Regions from separate parts of the Homo sapiens genome. Here regions 2 and 3 are each linked to region 1. The links are chromatin contacts, found by Hi-C in ENCODE. All regions are on one chromosome and are shown on one strand. Each heading gives the region's core, a stretch centred on a gene start or an enhancer-like site at or near the end of the contact. The rest is flanking DNA. Distances are from core to core; before and after follow the strand shown.

The links. A loop is a pair of places that touch in the nucleus more often than their neighbours do. Pooled maps may share reads with other maps.
Region 2: a loop to region 1 is called in a map of CD8-positive, alpha-beta T cell, with 6 times the contacts of the local background. The contact joins the promoter of RWDD1 here to the promoter of HDAC2 in region 1. A Hi-C loop is called at or near these places in 3 of 168 maps with a recorded cell type or tissue (CD4-positive, alpha-beta T cell, CD4-positive, alpha-beta memory T cell and CD8-positive, alpha-beta T cell), 3 of 37 single-sample maps with no recorded cell type and 14 of 50 pooled maps.
Region 3: a loop to region 1 is called in a map of CD8-positive, alpha-beta T cell, with 7 times the contacts of the local background. The contact joins the promoter of TSPYL4 here to the promoter of HDAC2 in region 1. A Hi-C loop is called at or near these places in 5 of 168 maps with a recorded cell type or tissue (CD8-positive, alpha-beta T cell, GM12878, naive thymus-derived CD4-positive, alpha-beta T cell and 1 more) and 10 of 50 pooled maps.

The regions. Positions count from the first base shown.
Region 1 is chr6:113,969,023-113,972,776 of GRCh38, forward strand. HDAC2 (histone deacetylase 2) reads right to left here and starts at 2,126. Exons shown (of 14, transcript NM_001527.4): 1 at 1,835-2,126. The coding sequence starts at 1,886. It overlaps HDAC2-AS2 (HDAC2 and HS3ST5 antisense RNA 2), which reads left to right and starts at 679. Exons shown (of 10, transcript NR_125845.1): 1 at 679-1,256. RefSeq lists silencers at 1,267-1,586, 1,797-2,096, 2,038-2,481, 2,457-2,636 and an enhancer at 1,643-2,621.
Region 2 is chr6:116,569,720-116,573,473 of GRCh38, forward strand. RWDD1 (RWD domain containing 1) reads left to right here and starts at 1,785. Exons shown (of 7, transcript NM_015952.4): 1 at 1,785-1,936. The coding sequence starts at 1,864. RefSeq lists enhancers at 1,180-1,359, 1,390-1,719, 1,940-2,039 and a silencer at 1,760-1,839.
Region 3 is chr6:116,252,237-116,255,990 of GRCh38, forward strand. TSPYL4 (TSPY like 4) reads right to left here and starts at 1,839. Exons shown (of 1, transcript NM_021648.5): 1 at 1-1,839. The coding sequence starts at 1,772. The coding sequence ends at 528. It also overlaps a transcript of DSE not described here. RefSeq lists enhancers at 1,411-1,570, 1,981-2,210.

The sequences.
Region 1 (3,754 bases), core at 876-3,375:
AGGATAAATCTCTAAACTTTAGAAACAATGTAATTTTACAAATTAACTTATACGCAGGGTTACTTCCTTTCCAATTTGATCAGGGAATGCAGGGCAAGAATAACCCAAAATATGCAATGTAAATCATGTTGAAATTAAAATGTATTTCCATCTCCACCCCTCCACGATGGCATAATTTCAAATCAACTTATATAATGCATATCTAGTCCTCTGAAAAATCATTTTTAAAAGTAGGGCTGTTATTATTCTGTCCTAGCTATCGCAGATCAATTTAGATTTGTTCTGTAAGATTTCAGATTTTCCCCAAATGACACAGGTGGTTATTTTATATGTATCAGTCATTAAAAGATTAATCCTTTTTAACTAAAAAGAGACAGTACGGTCATTTACAAGTTAAAGTAGATTTATTCTGAGCTGGTGCTCTGGGGTCTTACTTCTCTAAAATTTTGTGATTTACAATACACCACATGTAGGAAACAGCTTCCAAAATTTGTATTGCTTCCTACAAATCAGACAGGACTTTCAGGAGAAGGAGCCTAGGATAGATTCTCTGTTAAATTTTGGAATCCCTTCTCTCAAGAGTAACCTACTATAAACTATTTACCAAGCCTTTGTGAAATCTGTATAACAGGTTACTACTCCATTGAGCAAGAAAACACAGGAAACAGGATTCGAAGATTTAATGTTACTGCTCATACTCCAAATTATAGAATGCTTAAGATAATTAAATTATCTGACTTTTATAATTCACTACACGGTGACCTCAAATTTACCTCATTAGAATATTTAGTACTTCTGCACTTCTCCCACTTCTCAAAGTTTTCCCATACCAGGATTCCCCACCACCTAGGAACAGCCTTTGCAAGATACCAATGCTCTCTAAATCCCCAAAGCAGGGTCTATTTCCTGATCGAACAAAGAGCAACAAAGAAGTGGGTGGTAACCACCTCTCTGAGGCAAGCCAGGACCCATGGAGTCTGATCTACAACACAAGCAGTAGCAGTTCCACATCTCCCTACCACCTCTTATTTCCTACGAAGTCTTTCTGCCTGAAACTGGAAAACCCGAACTATTATTGAGGAAGTGAAGCCCTTCCATTTGAATCCTGAGAAAGACGCGCTCAAAGAACCCAGCGAACAAAGGAGAGGGTTGGAGCCCACGCAAAACATGGGTGTGATAAAGCCACACGCGACCTGAGCCCCCACCCTCAGTAACTACTCTCCAGCGCCCACCGGGAGGAGGGGTCCGGGGAAAGGGTAAGCCGAGGAAGGAGAAGACGCTCCGGCCAGACCGAACGCAGGGTAGGGGAGGCGAGCAGGCGAGGAGGAGGGAAGGGGACGGGAGGGGCGGAGCTCTCGCGGCCGCGGGGCTTTGTGTAGAGTCAAGGCCGGGATAGAAATTTTGCCTCGCGGGGGACGGGTCGAGGGGGTAGGAGGCCGACGCGGGGCACCCCAAACCTGCGTTGCCACGAATGGTGGGCGGGAGAAGGGAGAGAATGGGCCGCCCCCTTCGCCGCCGCCACCACCAAGGCGGGGTAGGCCGGCGCCGTCCCCAGCGGCGGCCACCTTCGAGGCTGCGGACTGCACGGCCGAAGGGGGAGAGGCAGGAGACAAGACGGGCGGGCCCCCTGATTCCCGCCCGCAGGAACCGCGGGGGCTGCGCCAGGAAGAGGGTCTCGTTCTAACTGTGCCGGGCCGGGAACGGGTTAAGATGCGGCCAAATGTCGGTCCCTCCTCCTTCCCACCCCTCAGCCCCGGCGCCCACTCGCGACGGCAGCCGCGGAACCCAGCGCCCGGCCCCGCGCGCCCACCCCGACACCGGCCCGGCCGCTCACCGTCGTAGTAGTAGCAGACTTTTTTTTTGCCGCCTCCTTGACTGTACGCCATGGGCTCCCCGGCCACCGCCGCCACCGGGCTCCTCCTCCTGCTGCTGCTGCTGCTGCTGCTGCCGCCGCGGCTCGGCCGGGAGAGAAAAGGGCTGAGGGAAACGTGGGGGCGATAGTCCCGCGGGGAAGGGCAGGCCGGTGGGAGGAGAGGAGGGGGCGCCGGGAAGGCTCGGTACCACCCGGCAGAGGTGCCGAAAGCTCGGAATCGGAGGTGGCAGCGGCACCAACTCGCGAGGAGGGGGCCACCAAACCACCTCAGGAGGCCGCAGGGAGGTGAGCGCATCCACTGCGGCCTCCACGGGGGAGGAAGGGGCACGGCTGGAGAAGGAGGCCGTTTCGGGCTCGAGGTTAGAGGCCCTGTTAGGGTGAACAACCTGCGCAAGGCGGCGCCATACACAGTGTTAAAATGAGGAAGAAGACAAGCTTTCGCTGCGCAAGTAGATCCAGGGAGCGTGCAGCCGGGTGGACGTTCTCCCCCTCAGGTCTGCGCGCAGTGGTTGCGCCTGTCCCCGAGCCTGCGCAGTCGGCGCCTCGTAGCCTTGGCGGTCTGGACCCCTCCTCGGCGTCCCACGCTGCTCCCCTCCCCCACTGTCGCGAAGCTCCCGCCCAAGCCGACCACGTGCCGCGAGCCCGGCGGGGAGAGCCCACTCCCGCGCCCCTTCCGGGCCCACTACCCCGCCGGGCTGTGGCCCATCGCCCCAGTGCCTGGTAGCCTAGTTTTCTCGTTTGTCGTTTGTTCACTTATTTATTATTATTATTATTATTTTGACTCGTAATGGGTATGAGGTGTAAGGGGGCCTATTACGGATGTTAAGGGGAGAGGGCACCGCTCGGGTTTTAATAAGCATCTGTGGAGCTCATTTATAAGGTACAGTTCTAAGCACTTGCATTTATAATATATTCCATTGATAATCTATTTATAATATTTAATCTCATTTAAGACTCTCAACAACTCTAGGAGGTAAGTGGCAATTGTACTCCTTCTTTATAGGTGGAGGCAGATTAAGGAACTTGTTCTTACTGCTAACTGATAAGTCTGGAGGTTTGAACTCATTCTGCAAACTCCACGCACCCTAGCTGTTCCACTCTGCAGCAATGCTGCTGGCTAGACACTGGAAGATTGGAGCAGAAAGACTTTCGAAACTCTTGGAGGTTATGAATACAAGTGTTCCTCTGTTAAATAAATCCACATTTATCAAGTACCTACCTTAAGCCAGCCACCTTGCAGGTGAGGGCTGGAGGCTAACAGCCTGTTTTATAGCACCCAATCCCAGTTATATAAAATTGCTATCCCTACCCCCCAAATACACCCCTATTAAAAAAAAAAAAAGGCTGTATTGATGCTGGAATTTAAGAGCCACTACCAAAAATACCCCTTTTAATTTGCTGTTTGACTTCAAAATCCCGAAAGTGTTCATGCTTAAAGCAGCAATTTTCCCCAACCTCACCCCCAAGAGATTTAGAAAAAGTTAAGTCCAGGGTGGCCCCTGCCCTCCCTCCGCCCCCTCCTCTGTATTTTTAACAAGACCCCAGGTGACTGATGAAGTTGCTAGAGAAATTACGGTGAGTGAAACACTGGCCTAGAGGTAAAGTTAATTGACCTTCTAAGTTGTGCTCTATCAAGTACAAAATCAACTTGGAAGATTCTGAGAACAGAATAAGTGAATTTAGTAGAAGTGAATGTTCTTCCCCAGGGCCAACACAATGAAGTCTGAAATGACACTTTGTTTCTTTTGGGAAGACTTCCCTGACCCCTCTCCCGCCAAGACTGTTCTCCATGCCATGTACGTTGTATGCTGTAGCTCAACACTTAACCATGTTGCAGTTGCCCACAACTCGTCTGAATGTCCCACTATGAATGGAGTGTCA
Region 2 (3,754 bases), core at 535-3,034, 2.6 Mb after region 1:
AACTGGCAACCAAAAGTAACCTTTTTCTAACGTAAACCTTGTATGTTTGTTGCTTTGCTGCATCTCATTTCTTTTGGTAGGTTGTTTTTATTATTCTGTTAGGAGAAAAAAACTTAATTTTGCTTGATTTTCTTTCATCTAGGAGTCATTTAAAGATGTAATGCCACCTTCCTTGCCAAATTTGATTCTGTCTTCCTCACTTATTTTGGTCAACAGAACTTCGTCTTTCCAGTTCTTCCAGCCAAAAATCATCCTTGACTCCCCACTTAGGACTTAATGCACTAGCTGTTTCCTCTGGCAGCTCTTTCCTCATAATAAATCAGTATAATTCCTCTGAACTGAGGCGATCCAAAAAAAATGAGCAACTTATACTTGCAAAGTTACTTTATGTATTTTATTTGATTGTCATCATAGTTAGGAGACTCCACTTTTTCATTAAAGTTTAAAAGAACGCCTGAAATCAACCCTTAATACCGTAAACACGGAATCAGTATCAAAGTGTTCCTCTGCTATAGGTAAGCAGCACTCCTCAATAAAAGATCAAGGTGCCTTCTGGTGCTTCAGGGGCTTCATCATTAGGAATCTTTCATTTAAAAAGTGTTCCTCCCACTATACCAGTGAAACCAGCTTTAATACAGAGAAATCAAAACAAAGAAAAATACAGAAAAGTGGGCAACAGCTTTTGAGTATTTTCTTAAAATTTTCCATTTTTCGACTTAGCGCAATAATATAATAAAGGAACATGGGATCCTTTATTATTGTTACCATAGTTTTTAATATCATTTTCATAAAGCTAACCATGTTTATTTAGCCATTTTCTTAGCTTTTGCCATCATGGTTCTTTGAAAATTTTCTTTGTAATTGCTGCAATGATTTTGGAGATCACAGATGCATGCTACTTGCTCAAGTTTATTCTTGGAAGTCGTATTACCAAATTAAAGGTTCTCAACATTTCTCGGGGTACTGCAATTTTTACATTGCATATGATAATTGTTATTACTGAGATCTACATTCCTTTCATCAATTCACAAATACACAATCACAGACATCTTGAGATCTATCATACGTCCAGCTGCGTTCATTTCACAAAATCAGAAGTTAAGCCTAAAGATCTGAACCGAGAAGCCGGACCTCCGGTCTATTTCTCCCTCCTGGATCCACCCCGACTTATTAAGCAGTTAGACCGACCCTTCCATACTCATTCAAGGCAGTGCAGAGCTTTTGCTCCCCTGCCCAGTGGAATCTACACTGGTCCCAGCCTCTCGTCCAACTCCCGTAGGACGCCAAGCAATACGGAGTTCGAGAAGCTCAGAAATCTCCTGAGCCCCACCAGTCCACACTAGGTTGCAAGCCCGCAGCACCTACGCCACGGCGTCAAACCGGAAACCAGAAAAGGTGAAGGCATCGGACGCCCCTCGCCCCAGCCCGGCCACCAGCGACACTATCCTTCACTGACGCGCGATGCCGGCCTTTCAGCCCAGACTCATCGAGCGAGGATGCAGCGCTGAGAGGCTTCTAAGGCTCAGGCCCTGCAAAGCCCAGGAGCCGGCTGTAGGTGTCCTTGGCGAATGCCAGACCGCGCGCACCGTCCCAGCAAGTCCCGAGCGAGTGTGGGACAGGCAGCAAATCAGTGCCCCCTGGCCAGGCAGAACGAGTCGAACGTGGAAGTAGGGAGCAGGCGGAGGCCGGCGCGGAGCTGCAGTTAAGCAAGCCGGGTCTGGCTTTGGGCCCTGGGCCTTCCAGCCGGGGACTCTGCGCCTGCGCCCGCCTGGCCGCCGCCCGCTCTCCCGGCGCGGCAGCTGTCTGGGCTGCTGCGCGCCGCCTAGGTGTCTGGGCGATCTATGGGCAAGAGCAAGGGCCACGATGACAGATTACGGCGAGGAGCAGCGCAACGAGCTGGAGGCCCTGGAGTCCATCTACCCTGACTCCTTCACAGGTGACTCCCGCGGCCGCAAGCCTGTAGCCGCCCCGAGGTGGAGTAGGACGGGCAGGAGCTGCCGCAGCTCTGGGCCTCATAGGTTGGGGTGGAGAAGGGGACCTTGAGGCCGCGCGGCCACCTTGCCCTCCACTCCTCAAGTTCTTCAGTCACTTACCAGCAACCCAGTGACTTTTTCTCCTTCTCTGCTTGTTCCCGGAAATCTAAAAGTCCGGGTGATGTTGGAGGGTGTCAGGCCTGAAAATTGAGTCGGGATTACTTTGGTTTCTGTGTAACCTACAGCAACCTGAGATTTATAATACATTAAGAGAAAAAATACTCCAAGTGCGATTCGTTTTTCCACAGCCGCAAGAATGTTAGTTTTCACATTTTTAGCTTTATTAAGGTAGAAACTGTTTTTCATACGATGCTGTTTTAGTTTATAGGATTCAGAGTGCTGTTTTCAGTTACTCAAATCGGTTTTGAGAGTAGCATAGTCCCTGAAGTCTGTCGGGTTTCTTTTCTTATGAAAAAAAAAAAAATCTGGCATTCAGCAGAATGCCTAATGGATAATGTGGCCCAAATTTCCGTTCTGCTATAAATTCATAGGTTGTTAGATTGGAAGGGAGATTAAACATCATCTATCCTGGGGCTCCTGCTCCAAGCCAAGGTCATGGGGGTTCAGGAAAGCTAAGTGGCTTGCTCTGTACTGTCCGCCAGCGAGTTAGCGGCAGGGCTGGTACTGAGTTATACGTCCAGAACGCTTGCCTGTTCTTTCACTTTCCAGACATATGGGACTTGGGATTCAGCTCCAGCTGAGATTGAGAGAGCAGAAGATTACTTGGTAGGTTGGGCTAATGTAAAATATTATAATGAGAAGTTCATTAGGTATAATTTAGAGGACGAGATTTCTCTATTAAGCCATGCTTCGGATGATTATAAAAATGCTACATAACTATATCAATATGGCTCCTCTGAGATTTGAGAAGCGGTCAAATAAAGCCAATATGAGTGAGTAGAACCTAGGTGTGTGCATTTACATTCCCCATCCTTTCCTTTGAGTGTTGCCTATCGTTGATAGTCAGAATTTATAGTGTAAGGTATATTACTTTAACTTATAAATTCCAACCCCTCTCCCTTTCATTGTTTAGCTTAGTTTTCTTGGCTTCACCTTTTGACCACTGCTTGCAATGGTAGCAAATTTTGTTCTGCTTTGCCAACAGGCAGATGTCTCTCAGCTATCCCTGTATAGCTCCAGTCCTGTTCATGTTCTCTCTCACCAGCAGTACATCTGTGCTGTGAGGATGTTAAGGGGATGAGTGAAGAGGGGTTTGAGAGTGTCATTAACTGGGTGAGTGTGTATGGAGTCTGGCTCCCTTCTCTATCCTTGCTTATATGTGTATGTCTAAAATAGAATATAGGGTCAGTTGTTGGATATATTCTTAATCATGTTTGGTCATTTCCAGTACTTTGGAAACATACTAGGTATGAACACTGTAGGCAGAGTCAAGACAGCAGGATGTGCTATTCTTTTCATTTCTTTGGACATAAGCTATCCCTCGCTAAATCCTATGCATATAAGCATTTATAAAACTGATATCTTTTTTTGTTTTTAACCCTGAAATAATCTTGTGGGTATTTCAAATTGTACTAGGCCCTGACAGCTCTGGTATAGTTCGCTATGTGAAATTCTTATCAGATGCCCAAGTGCTTGAGGATTCTGAGCCAGGGTAATAAAAGACAATTTATGAATCTTTTGATGCATTCAGGTATTCTGCATTATCAGATGAGCCATCTGTCTCTAACTCCTGTCAACATTTCTACAAGCTTTGCAATAAA
Region 3 (3,754 bases), core at 589-3,088, 2.3 Mb after region 1:
TAGTCTGGAATGTCCAATTTGGGTTGATGGCCGGGTTAAGATATCAGTTTTGTCTTGCAGTGGTAATACCCAAATAGCTTACCATAAGTACATGGGTATCAGGACACAGCCAGCATAAAGTATGAAGCCCAATCAGTTATTTGTGAAAATGTATCAAGATTCTTTGTGGTACAGAACCACTTAAATTGGGAGAAGAGCATGGTCACAGATAGGGTCCAAGCCATGCAAAGAAAGGCAGTATGGTACACTATATCTATAGTATCATACGCTTGGCATAGAAGCCGTAGAAGGCCATGCACTTGAAACATGTTAACACAATGCAGAAAAGCATGAAGGCCCAGAGGAAGAATGGCACAGGCAGGTAAGCCAACAATCTTGCAACCGATTACTGAAGATTTAGAACCAAAGGAAAAGATAATCCACAGTATGAAGAGAAAGCAGATGGAAGACTGCATGCTGTTGGCCAAGCATAGGTCCAAGAGGAGGTGGTAAGGAAACTTGTGCAGAAGCTTCTCACAGGACAGAGATTAGCCAGACTGGAACCTGAAGGATCTGGCGCTCTCCACTGGCTGCCTTGGTGGGCCTCGAATTCCTCTACGGGGCCCTTCACCCATCAGGTAGTATTGTAGGGGATTGGGCCACAGTTCTCCTTTGATAATCTCTGCAATTCTGTCGAATTCTAGAAGGCTGTGGTCTGAAAACCAGTTGAAGAAACTAGGGATAGTGTTCCCTTCCCGGTTTCTGTGGATATGAGCCTGGGGGTCTTGGCCTCGGTGCCAGCGGATTGGAGTGGAAAGAGACACCACCCGGCCAGAGGATCTGCGTTCATATTCCTTGACAAGCCCCTCATTTCGGAAGTAGGGGTTGCCCTGAAAGATGAACTTGAATTTGCAGCCTGCTCTGGGGTGTTTAAGCTCCTCCACCTCCAAATTGATCATGTACCTCAGCATGTCTTCATCTTGGCCACTGATCATAGGTGACAGCTGGGGGTGGTTTCGAAAGGCAGTAACCCAGAAACCTGGGATATTCTGGATAATGAAACTTCTGCGCTGCATGTGGAGCCTTCGCATGCGGCCAAACTTGCGCTCAAGCTGAAGGAAGGCCCTGTCAGCCTGGGCATTTACGTTTGACAACTCTTGATCGATGGCCTCCAGTGAGTCCATGCAGTTATTGATCTTCGGGGCCCTGGGCCGTGTCTCCTCTTTCACCCCTCCTGCCACCTTTTTTTCCTTCTGCACTACCTTCTTTTCCTCCATCGCCGCCCCTGCTTCTCCCTCCTTTTCCACTGCTGCCGAGATGGCGCGTTTTTTAGTCGTCACTTCCTTGGCCTTCTTCCCCGGTATCATCTGAGACCCCAAGCCCCCTGCGCCACAGGCTTCTAGAGCCTTCTGCCCAGCAGGGCCACGGGGCTCTCCAAGCTGACAGCCATTTTTCTGGCTGCTGTCAGCAGCCTCGGCGGCAGAGGCTGCTTCCAGACCTTTCGTAGAAGGTGGAGCATCCTCCTGCCCGGCTTTGGTCGCTGCACCGCCGCGACTCCCGGCAACTGGGACGCGGAGCGCGGGGCCACAGTCGACAGGATCCTGGGATGCACCCCCCTCCGCAACGGTCTCCAGGCTGCCCCCACCTGTGTTCGCCATCACCTGTGTCGCCTCGGTTTCTTCACGGAGCCCTTGGCACTGGTCTCGGTCCGGATCTCCTGAGGCATGGTCGGGAGCAGCCAGGCCGCCGGTTTGGGCGAGAGGGAGCTTGTTGCCCCCATCCAGGCCGCTCATTTTGGAAGAAGTCAGACTAGTGGGAGAGGGAGAGTTCCTTGTCCTCCGCAGCGGCCGAGCTCTGCCCGAAACGTCTAGCACCACCCCTCCTTTACTCTCGGCGGTGCTACCATGGCAACTGGTGATGTCAGGGCGGTAGCGTCGTAACATCGCGCGAGAACTCTCTGCGCGGTTGACTACGCTTATCAATCCATCGTATTCCTTTGTCTTCTTGTCACAAAAAGAATTTCGTCAGTCTGGAAGGGGAGTTTTACTTACGTAAATGGATGTAGACCAGACTCAAGCATGTAAGAACTGTGTTAATGTGGATTTCTAAGCCTCTGAATGAATTTCTAAGGCACCTAACCTATTGTTTCTGAAAATATTTACTTTAAGGTGAGTTACTGTCTATTCAAGTCAGTTCATAGGGCTTCTCCTGAGTAGGAAAGTGGATTCACGAACTCACAGGCCTTCCTTCTTTTAAGGTGTGGATTCATGGCTATTACCAAAGAATTTAAATGAGCAGAGTTTGATTTTAAAGAGAAGTGTTGCTGTGTTGTTATTTTTAAAATTAAGGAGCAGCTGAAAGGCAAACTTCTCTCATCCTAACAAGACATAATAAAGGAATATTTCAATTTGTCTTACAGATTTTAAAGTTTATATAATTTGGCCAACATCTACAAAACAAGTGGACAATATTTCCTCTTCACTTTTAACAAAGAGTAGCAAAATGTTTTTCCTTACGTAGAGGTGACTGGCACACGAGCACAAATTTAGGCTTTTAAGCATTACTGAAAGAAATATCTCAGGGGATTTTAATTTCTAAACTGATGCATATGTTCTTTTCCTCAGGTTACAATCTTAATCTAAAAGTGGTTCCTGCTTCATAATGCCTGTGGACATGAAGCTAACAAATCTTTTCAAAATGTGTTCATGTGGTAATTCACTGCAGCACAGGAGCAATAATCAGCTATGTGCAGGCATCTATGCTACTGTCTCTTAAAATACTTTAAAAGTAAGGTTAGTTATTGTCTATTCGAGTCAGTTAGCTCTTACAATTCATTTGATAGTGATTATCAGTACAATATATTAGTTTGTTGGAGTGTGAGAATAATGGTGTTAATCCTTAGAAAAATGCAAGACCAAAGGGAAATTTAAATTTTGCATATTTATGTTTAATGTCAAATTTATATTCAAATAAACGGTTATGATTATAACTCTTTGTAAAAGAAACTCCATTTTAAGCCCCCCAGATTATGATCACTTTCAAATACAGGCTCAGAAGTACAGATTTAGAGAAAAAGGATTCCTCTTAGAGGAATACATCATATATACTGAGACTTCTAGCGAGGGAAGGAGTGTAGTTCTGGTTCAACTAAGATAAAGTACTGATGAAAGGTCACTGGCAGACAATACGGAGAAACAGCCTGCCTTGCAGGATTTTTTGTATGCCTAGTCAGCCTACCCAAGGACAATGTGTCCAGAATGACCTCTTTACTGCCTGCCAGCTAATCAGTTATCCCATAAGAAATATGCAAACAAGATTCACACAGCAGAGAGCAATTATTTTTCTCTCCCTCTTTCCTCTTTGTCTTAATAAACGCTCTTTTTTTATTTGTGGGGTGAAATCAATCTATTGAGGTATCGTCTTTGTAAACACATAAACAGCGTGCTATAATTGACTTTGTGACTTTGAATTATTGACACTGCTCTGTTTCTTTTCCAAAGAACCTTTGCACTGTTGAAAGAGTAACTTTTCCATTATAACCTGAGTCAAGATGAAGAGAAGCAGGGAATACTGAATGAAAGTTACTTTTCCATGCAGCAGGAAAAAACAAGTTTGCTACTATACAAATTTATAGAAAAGTATAAAATTACATGTGAACTTCTTTTTCTTTTTGTGTGTGCCAAAGTTTTTTAAAGATTTATATCTCTACTACTCAAAGCATTCCCATCTCTAGCCTGTATTAGTTCTGTCACCTGAATCATTTTTCACTCATAAC